4 separate regions of the Mus musculus genome follow, and all the other regions are linked to region 1. A link is a loop called in an ENCODE intact Hi-C map of the cell type or tissue named here. Cell type or tissue: left cerebral cortex. All regions are shown on one strand. Region 1 has its middle 6.7 kb from the start of Lbx1. Region 2 has its middle 16 kb from the start of Fbxw4. Region 3 holds the start of Gm35782 (a long non-coding RNA gene). Region 4 holds the start of Gm34922 (a long non-coding RNA gene).

Region 1 (2,500 bases):
GTGCGGGCACGGCCGCGGCCCTCCGCAGCCCAGAGCGCGCCAGCGCTGGCGACCATATGGTTTTTGAATTTTCTTCACAATTTGTAGACAATTTGATGGATTAGGTCCCCGCGCGCGCCTCCCCGGCACAAAGGCGGCGCAGGGACCGCGGCGCGGCGGTCACCCGGGCATCTGCGCCCGCCGCGCACTCCACCCCCCCCCCGCCCGGCCCCCACCCCGCGCCCGGAGCCCCCGGGCCGCCCGCCCAACACGCCCATGAATCCCAATGAAGCAGCCCTGGCACCTCCGGCCGCTCCGCGCTTCCAGACCCTGGGCTGGGCCCTGCTGGGTCCCCTCGGGCTGGGGGCGGCGGCCCCAGGGCTGAGCCCACCGGAGCTGCGGCGCCCGCGGGGCGCGCAGCTAAGCAGGCGCATCGGGGCTGAGGAGAAACGGGGCCATTTATCCGCCCGTCTAGTTAAAGCGGGTTATTTGTTTGCTTCTCTGGCCTCCTCCCCTCCCCTCCCCTCCCCCTCCCTTTCTCCCCCTCCCTTTTCTCTTCTGCCTTTTATTCTTTTGTCTCTAAATGGATTTAATGAGCCTGAAAAACATGACAATTGAATATAACCAAGAAATAAAAAATAACGAGGGAGGAAGGAAGGAGGAAAAGAAAGAGAGGAAGACGGAAGGAGAAGGATTAATAAAGTAAAAGGGGGGAATCGATTCAGCAAATATTTATTGTGTGCAGGTGTCTAGGGAAATTGAAACGCAAGCAGAGCTGGTCGCTGCCCTCAAGAAGCTCCTAATCTAATCTGCAGGCCCGGAAGCAACGATGAACGTTAGGAAATCCTCGGTGACCATGAGGGAGGGCTGCTTGCAAAAGGCCAAGACCCAACTTCGGGCTCATGGGTGGAAATGGCTTCTTGGAGGAGGAGGCCTAAGACTCAGGCCTTGAGAGACAAAAGTGATCCGTTGTGTCTGTGGGCTGGCAGGGAAGTCCAGTTGAAGGAAAGAGTGACCATGTGGAGGGGAGGGACACCTGAGGCTGAGCCCCAGCCGGTGAGCCCTAGACGTGCGGGAACTCTGATCAACGTAAGGAAGCCACTCTGCGGTCACCTCGGCTCCGCTGAATTCTGAGCTTCTGCCCCGCTTGTCGCTGTGCTTCGGAAGCGCGCCAGGGTGAGGTTATCCAGGCCTGACTTCAGCCATGCCGAGCACCGCAGGTTGGGGCTCACCCTCCAGGCTAGGTTAAGCATCAGACAGTGGGGAAAACGTTAAGTGTGGGTAAAGGCTTTAATCCAGGGAGGCCGGGACTCTAGCCTGCCATCTTCTTAGTTATCTGATGAAGTCTGAAGCCAGCAAGTAGCCCAGGGGTGCTCAAATGGCCTTGGCCCAGGTCTTGCCTCTGAGACCTATGACGTAAGAGAGCCTTGAACTCCAGGTTTCACCGAAGAGCCTCTCACGGGGTACCTGCCTAAGGGTGAGGCTGTGTGCAGTTATCACACTGAGGAGTGTCCCGGCTCTGCACGAGCTGTGTGGGCTTTGCATATCTGTTTCTTCGTGTCTGAATGTGACATGGACCCTGTGTAGAGCTGTGGGCCCCACGCCCACTCTGGGTGAAGTTCTTTATGGCTCGGCCCTTCACCCAGAGTTCCTTGATCGCTTGGGACCAATACAGATTTATTTCTTTGGGAATCCCAGCCCTGTGCAGACCACTTTCGGTTCCTGGCTGACCAAGGGAGGACAATTAGAGGCTTTGTCTCTCTCCCTTTTTGGTTGAGTTCTGGACCTTGGTGAGGCTTGTTGAGTCCTGGGACGTAACTGATTTCACAGACTGGAGCCCCTTCCGTGCGCGGACAGGTCGAGCTACCCGGCTGGAGCTTGCCTCCTCTGCGCCTTGCGGTTCCGCCTTCCCCTGCGCGGTGGCCTGACGGTCGGCGCCGGGTGAGGCCGGGAGGCGCAGTTCCTTATTTTACGAGGTGTCGGGCCAGTGTCAGACGCAGCTCCGATAAGTAATACTCCAGTCTGAGGGACCAGAACGTGGTAATTAATCCCAAAGACTTAAGTGTATTTTAGTTCAGGAGAAAAAAAATCACTAATTCAATCGTCCGGAAAATTGAAGTTTGATGCATGAGTCCCCCCTGAAAGGGACGGGCTGGGGCCGCACGTCTCCCCTCCGCCCCTGCCGCTTGCCGCGGGGACCCCCCTCCTCCCCACCCCTTTGAGCCAACGGGTCCAGAAAAGTCCACTCATCCGGCCATGCTGGCTCTCAGACACCAGAACCCAGGGACACCCGGGCTTTTCTTCCCACCCCCAGCAAACAACCCCTCTTTCCTGGGACCCTGGAGACATTTTGTGCTGGAAGTAAATTTGCTCCCCAAACATATACATTTAGAAGGGGACACAAGGGGACCTCAAAGATGTGAAGGGAATAGCCAGATTAGAGGCCAGTATAGGTGAGGTCAAGGAGTGTAAGGCCACCAGGGAAGGGGACAGGGAACCTGAGTGGGTAGAGTGGGTAGGG
Region 2 (2,500 bases), 450 kb before region 1:
TTCCTGGAGCCCACCATGCATGGCCCAGGACTCTGAACGACAGCTGCAGTGAGAGGCTCTACACACTTTTTTGTTTTGTTTTGTTTTTTCCTCACGGAATTCGGAACAGCCTGTATCTATGACCCCCTCAACTGCTGCTGCAGGGCATTCCCTCTAAAACCTCACGTACAGGATGTAGAACCTGGGGAGAACGTTTGGGGACTCACTGAAAGGGGAGCGCGATAAGAGAGACGAGGCACCCAAGTCCTTCGTCCTTCTCTAGACTTAGAAAACTTGATCCTTTGGACCCGTGGCTGCTGTTAGCTCCTGTCACCACCTGATCTTTTTACTCACGAGTTTAGGATGCCAGAGATGGAATGGGGGTGGGGGGTGGGGGGGGGTGGGGGGATCAGCAAATTCCCAGCACCTTGCGCTCCGCGCCGCGTCATCCTTAACCAAAGACGCAACTGAGTGTAAAATAAGTAAAGTTCTCGCGCTTGCTAAAACGACTCGGCGCACAAAGGCTCTCCGGTGAGAAAAAGAAAAGCAAAAAGCAGAAGAAAAAGAAAAACACTCCCCTCCCTCCAGACTCCCCTCAAGCCTCTAATCTCATCTCTGAAAAGGAACTGTACTTTACTGTCCACAAAACAGTCTATTTTCAAAGTGAGATCAGGAGGGCGCTGGGAGGAGAGGGGCGCCTGGGCCCACGGCAGCCCGCGAATTCCTGCTTGTTTATAGAAGGCAGTGGCCGAGGACAGACACTTTGAAACCACCTGTGAACGAATTAAAGACCGAGGGGGGCAAAACCCCCATCACAAACAGAATCTCACTGCTCAAGTGTGAAAGAAAAGGAAGAAAGAAAAAGCCAAGTAGATCTTTGCCGGCAACCACTAGATGGACGTAGAATTCAAAAACATTCTTTGGGGAGATCAAGGATGGCAGGCTTTGAAGCCTGGAGGGCCGGCGAGGCTCAGAGCACCCGGCCGCGAGCCCCACACCCGAGCGAGCGGCCGCACTCTTGCACTTGCTGGGGAAAGCATTTAAATGGGAACAATGTCAAATTTCACAGCTATCTTATGTCCAGTGACCTTACGGGACCCCGAGGGAAAGACAGATCGAAAATGATTGTTCTCGACAAGTTCCTCAAAGCGAAGAAGTCAAATAGGCAAAACCCTTCAGAAACGACGTCTGCGGAATGAAAAAAAGAAAACTCCGCTCCTAAAACTGCGGCTTGTTGTCCGCCCTGCCCAGCGCCAGCCCGAGCCTTGGGCGCTTGCTCGCCTGTTTGTTTATTTATGTATTTATTTGTTCGTCCACCGGCTCTGCACAAGACTCGCGGTGTGGCTGCTCTTTATCTAATACACACAGAGATCAGGTTTCATCTCAACAGCCCAAGAACTTGGGAGGAAAAAGTTTACTGTGGGGGAAGAAACAGGAGGTAACAACTATTTTGAAATATTTAATCAATTTGAAATAGCTTTCTCTCTTGTTGAAAGAAAATGAGACAGGCTAGAGTCTGAGGGGAAAAAAAAAACAAAAACCAGTCTACTAGCTAAGGGAAAGACGACTAAAGGACAATTTAGGAGAACAAAGATGAGCTCTCGGACCTCTGTCTGTATTTTAGACAAGAATTTCAATGACACTTCATGTCCTCTAACTTTGACTTAAGTGAACCATCTTAGCTTAATGGCTCCCCCCCCCCCTTAAAAGAAAAGAAGTCTTAGAGAAGGGACTAAAAGTCCCTTTCATCACAACCCAGGAGGGTCACGCCCCTTTCCCAGGACCAGCCTCTACCATGAGTTTGACGTGCATATAGCCCTATTTTTGTTCTTCATTTCCATTGCGATCCTTAAATAGCTATGATAGCTTAGTGATAACTCATAAAGGACATCATGTTGTAGAGTGTACACTCTGCTCCAAACGTATTTTGCTTATTATTTCACTCAGCATTATGGTTTTGACACCTATCCATATAGATAATTCATTCTCTCTCTCTCTCTCTCTTTCTTTCTTTCTCTCTCTCTTCTTTCTTTCTTTCTTTCTTTCTTTCTTTCTTTCTCTCTCTTCTTTCTTTCTTTCTCTCTCTCTCTCTTCTTTCTTTCTCTTTCTTTCTTTCTCTCTCTTCTCTCTCTCTCTCTCTCTCTCTTTCTTAACAGTGTTTTAAAAGAGGAAAAAGAAGTTTATTCCCAGGAGAGTTTTATGTGTATTTGCATGTTCCTGCCTGTCTGACTTAGGAGCAGCTCATCGAAGGAGAAAGGTTTTCATAAAGACATGGGGTTTCATTGAAGATTACAGAACACTCAGGGTGACAGGAGATGACATGGGGGCATTCCAGAGATACCCCTTAAAATAATATCCTAAACCAGAAATCATAAGAATAGTTGTTGCCTTCTACGTTAGTTGGTGGGGGGTGGGGTTTGTGATGTGTGGGCATTGAACCTGAGGCCTTGTACTTCACAAGCAAGCAGTCTACCACTGCACTGAATCCTCATCTCCCAGTGGCTTTAAAAAACATTTGCTT
Region 3 (2,500 bases), 160 kb after region 1:
AACACTATGGGCGTTTCTGGAGGCCAGGCTCGGGGCCAGCTTCCTCTGGGCACGGTTTGCAGCTGTGTTCACCCAGTCTCTCCACTGGGGCGCAGACTAGACTATAAGCTTTTCCAGCTGCCATCCACATCTGGCTACCTCCCTCCCAATATAGGGCAGGTGCTTGAACCCGCGGAGGAGCCTGGTGATTAGAGGTCGGAACTGACTAGCGGCCGCAGCAAGGCCGGCGGGTGACTCCCCATAGGGCGTCTCTGGGCTCCGGATTACAGGTTGCAAAATTCGAGCATGTCGGGGCCAAAAGTGTTCAGTCTGGAGACCTCCGCCAACGCCACGGTGGCACTTTTGGGTTAGGGGCAGGAAGCAAAGCATCCCCGGAGGCCCGCCCACCACCCCGAGAATGGCAGGCCCCGCCCCCGCCGGCCCCCAAACAGCTTCCAAAAACCGCAATCCAAGCTCCTAGGAGGAGGAGGAGCAGAAGGAAACCGGGCTTTTAGGCAAGGGAAGGGTGGGGCTTATATAGGCCCCGCCCAGAAGGCGTCAGAGGTTCTGACTGCGCGTGCGTCCGCGGCCTGCGGCGGCTCCGCTCTACCCTGCGAGGAAGAAGCACTGCAGTCACCGCGCAGTTCTGACTTTGGCCGAGCCCTCCTCAAAGGAGCGTTCAGTCAGCAGAGACGCTGCCTCTGATCAGAGGGGTTCCGACAAGGTAGAAGAGAGCTGTACACAGGCAATCCCAAACTCCGAGGAGACGGGAAGCGAATTTCACGCGAGGTTTCGGGATTGTCGCGAGAATCCCAACGGCAAGCTAGAAAAGGAAAAGCCCGCGGCTTTTAAGCCAGGAAAGAACGAGGGCAGGCAGATTCCGATGGTGGTGCTAGGCAATCCCTTGGTTGGAGGACGCGTTAACTGTTGGCCTGGGAGCAGAAGTGAAGCGAGAATTGCAGGATGTTTTGGAAAAGGCGCGAGGAGGGCTTGCCTGGTGGAGGAATGGAGACACTCTAGGGGAGGTCCCTAGCTGTAACTGGGGGCGGTGATCGTTGCCCGATGTAGAGTGGGAGCTGTCCAGGTCTAAATGAGGAACTGTGAGCTTTCAGCCCTAGGAGCCACTATCAAAATCCCCAGCGTCAGGGTCCTAGACACGCTTTCCATCTTAATCGTTGCCGGCGTTTACTGTTAGTCTTCGCGCCTCTAGTAGGAATCACTGTGTCTTCTGTCTCTGTACTCCCCACCCCCACCCCCACCCCCCGCCCGAGACCGACTGCTAAGGAAGTTCTTGGGAAGCATTTGTGCTTTAAAAGTGAAAGACTCCCTGGTTCTGAAAGATGCAGTCACTAATGAGAGGCTAGGGATTAACTCGACGGAGAACGAGCGCCCTCTGGTGGGTTTGCAGCAGCTGCGACTCGTGACAATGCATACTGTCTATACTTTGAAAACGTTCTTACAGTAGTCTTGCGTTGCTGATGATTAAACCCGGGACTTTTAGAGTTAAGCCAGAACTGTTGTCACCGAGCAGTATCTCTGACCCAATAATAATATTTTAGAAAGGAGTTTGTTCGCATAGGGCAGTTTGAAAGCCTAGCTACTCCTGTCTCCAGGTGCTTCTTGTCCGGCACTTTATCAGGTGAAGTTCTAAAACACGTTAAGCAGCAACCGTGGGCACCAGAAAAAGAGTTACTTAAACGTTTAAAACGTTGACTCGGTTTGACAAGCTTCCTTTTTTTTAATTTTTTTACTTATATGAGTACACTGCAGCTGTTCTCACACACTAGAAGAAAGCATCAGATCCCATTACAGATGGTTGTGAGCCACCCTGTGGTTGCTGGGATTTGAACTCAGAACCTCTGGCAGAGCAGTCAGTGCTCTTAACTGCTAAGCCATCTCTCCAGCCCTAGCTTCCTATTGTTGAAGCAAAGGAAATTACTTCTAGTCCACATGATGCGGTTACTGCCAGGCATATCAATGAACGAGGTGTGCTTCAGATGAACACCTGATAGTTCATCTTCTTCTAAAATATCTATTACTGGTTTGTGCCTATGGTGTGTATGTATATGAGTGTAGACATATTTGTGTTTGGAGCTCGGGATGATTTTCAGGACTCAGTCCATCTCCTTCCATCTTGAAGTCATCATCAGATTTGCATAGCAAGCACCCTTACCTGCTGAACCATCTTGCCGCCCCCGAGTATTTTTCTACATTACTTTTGTTTGCGCGTGTTTGAGTGCATTGTACACACTCTGTGCACATGAATGGGAGTTCTGTTCCACCCCATGAGCCCTAGGAATTGAATCAGGGCATCATGCTTGGTGCAAGTGTCCTGCCTTCCTATCATCTCTCCAAACCCCTAATCTTGTTTATGTGCCTTGGTGTTTAGTGTACCTGGGTGAGCACATCAGATCCCTTGCAACTGGAGTTATAGACAGTTGGGAGCTGCTGTGTGGGTGCTGGGAATTGAACCCAGGTCCTCTGGAAGGTGAACTGGTGCTCTTAACCACTGAGCCATCTC
Region 4 (2,500 bases), 1.6 Mb after region 1:
GCAGCGCCCCCGGGCAAGCCCCAAGACCGGGTGGCGGCCGAGGGAGGAGCCGCCCCAGGCTGAGCCTGGAGGCCAACTTTTCTTCTTCCTCGGAGACCCTGGAGGTGGGACAGAGTCCCAGCTTGACCAAGGCGGGTCCCCTTCACCAAGTCAGTGCATCTGGGTAAAATGTAGTGGAGGTGTGTGTTGTGTGTGTGTGTGTGTGTGTGTGTGTGTGTGTGTGTGTGATTACAAAGTCCCCGACCCCAGGAGACCCAGAGCCTCTCTCTAGCCTGCTCGGCTCACAGCACCAAAAAGAAATTAACAAACAATGCCGAAGAAGAAGCCAAACTTGCAGCCAGGGGCCTTGCTCAGGGGCACCAGGCAGAGATGTCCAGGGTACTTCCCTCACTTCCCATCCTGTTTAGGGGGTGGGGGGTGTCCTCCCCAGTCTTTGGGGCTAAACAAGTCTTGCAGCAAGCCAAACAGCTCAGAAATATTGCACCTTCTTTATTGACTCCTGTAGTGTGTGACAGCGGCTGTGTACACGGCGTGTGGATATAGTTATAGAGAGATAATGTGCGGAATACAGAATACAAAACAGAAAGGAAACCAACCTGGCGACAACCTAGGTTGGGCGGACAGGTCTTGGATTTGCTCAGCTGCCTCCCTTCCCCCAACTTTCGATCTCACTGCGGTGGTGGTCTCCAAGAACAGTCCCCTGACAATCTAGGGATCCGGGCGGAGTCTGTCTTGGAAGGGACACAGTTGGAAAAGGAAAAATCCACTTCGTTGTGGCGCTCCGGGCAAGCAAAAGGGGCTGCGGATCGGTGGAATTTCTCAAGCTAGTACCCCATTTTCCTCTCCTTCACGTTCTCTCTCCAACTACCTTTCTTTTTCTTTAAATTGTTCTTTTTCTTTCTTTCTTTCTTTCTCCCCCCTCCCCCCTTGTTCGGTCCGGTTCCCGGACCACACTCGGAGAAGGCCAAGGGAAAGCAGGAAGAGAAAAGCCCTCCTCCTCCTCCGGAGAGCAAGCGACAGCCGGAGTCCCAGCCTCCCGCACTCTCCGCAGAGTCAGGATGGGAGGCCACCTCTTCCCTGGCGCCTGGCCGGTGTTTCTGTCTCAGTCTTGAGGACTGGACCAGGGCATCCTTTCTCCGCTGAGTTCCATGCCCCAGGCCTGGAGTGAGCTGCGACCATGGCCCCTTGGAAGGAGCGATACGTCTGTATTTTTATTTTAACGAGGGGACCTGGCCCTTGGGTCTGTCCTTTCTCGTGTCTCATTCCCGCGGTGCCCAGCGTGCAGTAGGACGCCCGCCGCGTGTCCCGCCCAGGCCTTACCAAGCCCTGATGCCCTGCAAAGTCCCCTGCGTGCACGCGGACCCGGCTGCAGCACCTTGATGCAAGGGTTGCGCGCCGCCGCCGCTGCCGAAGCCTCCCAGGTTGCTCACGTTCACAAAGGATCCACCGCCGGTGGCGCTGCAGGCGGGTTGCATGGCGGTGGTCGCCGCGGAGGCCGTGCCGCCACCACCACCGCCGCCACCGGTCGGATAGGCGCAGCCGTAGCTGCCGCTGTAAGCCGCCGCTGCTGCTGCGGCTGCGGCGGCTGCAGCGGCTGCGGCGGCCGAGTTCCCGTAGCCGTAGGCGGGGAAGCTGTTGTAGGAGTAGGCGCCGGCGCCCACGCCGTAGGGCGAGCCGTAGGTTTGTGCGCTGGGCGTGACGCACGGCTTGCCGTCCCGCACGAGCACCGGCACTGCCACGCGGCGGGGTGGCGGCGGCGGCGCGTGCGTCCCCAGCTCCAGGGACTTATCCTGCCGCTGTCTCTTGCACTTGTACCTGCGATTCTGGAACCAGATTTTCACCTGCGTGGACGTGAGCTTCAGGCTGCTGGCGAGATGCTCGCGCTCGGGCGCCGACAGGTACCGCTGCTGCTTGAACCTGCGCTCCAGCTCAAAGACCTGAGCTTGCGAGAAGAGCACCCGGGGCTTCCGGCGGCTCCGCGGCTTCGGCCTCTCGCCGTCCTCGCTCGTCTTACAGTCTCCCGCCGCTTCCAGAGACTTCTTCAACTGACAGCTTTCTAAGGGAGAAGCAAGACATTAGCCTTTCTAGTTCTCAGGATACCACCCCTGCGCCCCAGAGGCACAAAACACTCCCGTAGTAAATGCTAGTTTTGGGGAAAGTTCATAGTTTCTGGAGCCCAATTCCGCCCCCCCCATCCCCCCCGCGTCAGGCGGAGCACCTCCACCGGGAGAAGGCGTATTCGGTGAGAGTAATTAGCTCGCATTTATTAAATTTGAGCATCAGCGAGAAAATAGATTAAATGTGCCGGTCCAGGGGCTAATAACAATTTTCAGGCGACCGCGGAACAGGACCCCGTATCTGCAAACTCGTTTGCCTTCCACTCCCCTGAAGGTGTGGAACGAGTTGGTATTGGGGACTGGAGGCCTGGATGCATGGGTTGATTGCAAAAATTGTTTCTCTTTGGAAATATCTAAGTGAAAGGCGTATGTGCAGCTCAAGA

Evidence for each region. Peaks named below come from ENCODE experiments on the same cell type or tissue, not always from the same donor. Only the 100,000 strongest peaks of a DNase experiment are listed, where the experiment ranks them.
Region 2: it touches region 1 in a loop (2.3-fold over the local background); 2 of 42 quality-filtered maps call a loop at or near these places.
Region 3: a loop joins it to region 1, with 3.0 times the contacts of the local background. A loop is called at or near these places in 4 of 42 quality-filtered maps.
Region 4: it touches region 1 in a loop (9-fold over the local background); 10 of 42 quality-filtered maps call a loop at or near these places.

What each region holds. Positions count from the first base shown.
Region 1 is chr19:45,228,906-45,231,405 of GRCm38, reverse strand. No RefSeq gene overlaps it. Among named protein-coding and RNA genes, the nearest start is that of Lbx1, 6.7 kb to the left of the region's middle. In left cerebral cortex, no CTCF peak of the experiment used is centred here; a DNase peak (open chromatin) is centred at 1,328.
Region 2 is chr19:45,674,597-45,677,096 of GRCm38, reverse strand. No RefSeq gene overlaps it. Among named protein-coding and RNA genes, the nearest start is that of Fbxw4, 16 kb to the right of the region's middle. In left cerebral cortex, no CTCF peak of the experiment used is centred here; a DNase peak (open chromatin) is centred at 1,025; H3K4me3 peaks cover 812 bases.
Region 3 is chr19:45,073,225-45,075,724 of GRCm38, reverse strand. Gm35782 (a long non-coding RNA gene) reads left to right here and starts at 616. Exons shown (of 4, transcript XR_877888.1): 1 at 616-703. It also overlaps a transcript of Kazald1 not described here. In left cerebral cortex, a CTCF peak has its summit at 1,380 (motif pointing left); DNase peaks (open chromatin) are centred at 539 and 1,370; H3K4me3 peaks cover 1,677 bases; H3K27ac peaks cover 1,212 bases.
Region 4 is chr19:43,613,862-43,616,361 of GRCm38, reverse strand. It overlaps Nkx2-3 (NK2 homeobox 3), which reads right to left. Exons shown (of 2, transcript NM_008699.2): 2 at 470-2,056. The coding sequence ends at 1,317. Gm34922 (a long non-coding RNA gene) reads right to left here and starts at 177. Exons shown (of 3, transcript XR_003952841.1): 1 at 1-177. In left cerebral cortex, a CTCF peak has its summit at 1,412; DNase peaks (open chromatin) are centred at 1,472 and 1,841.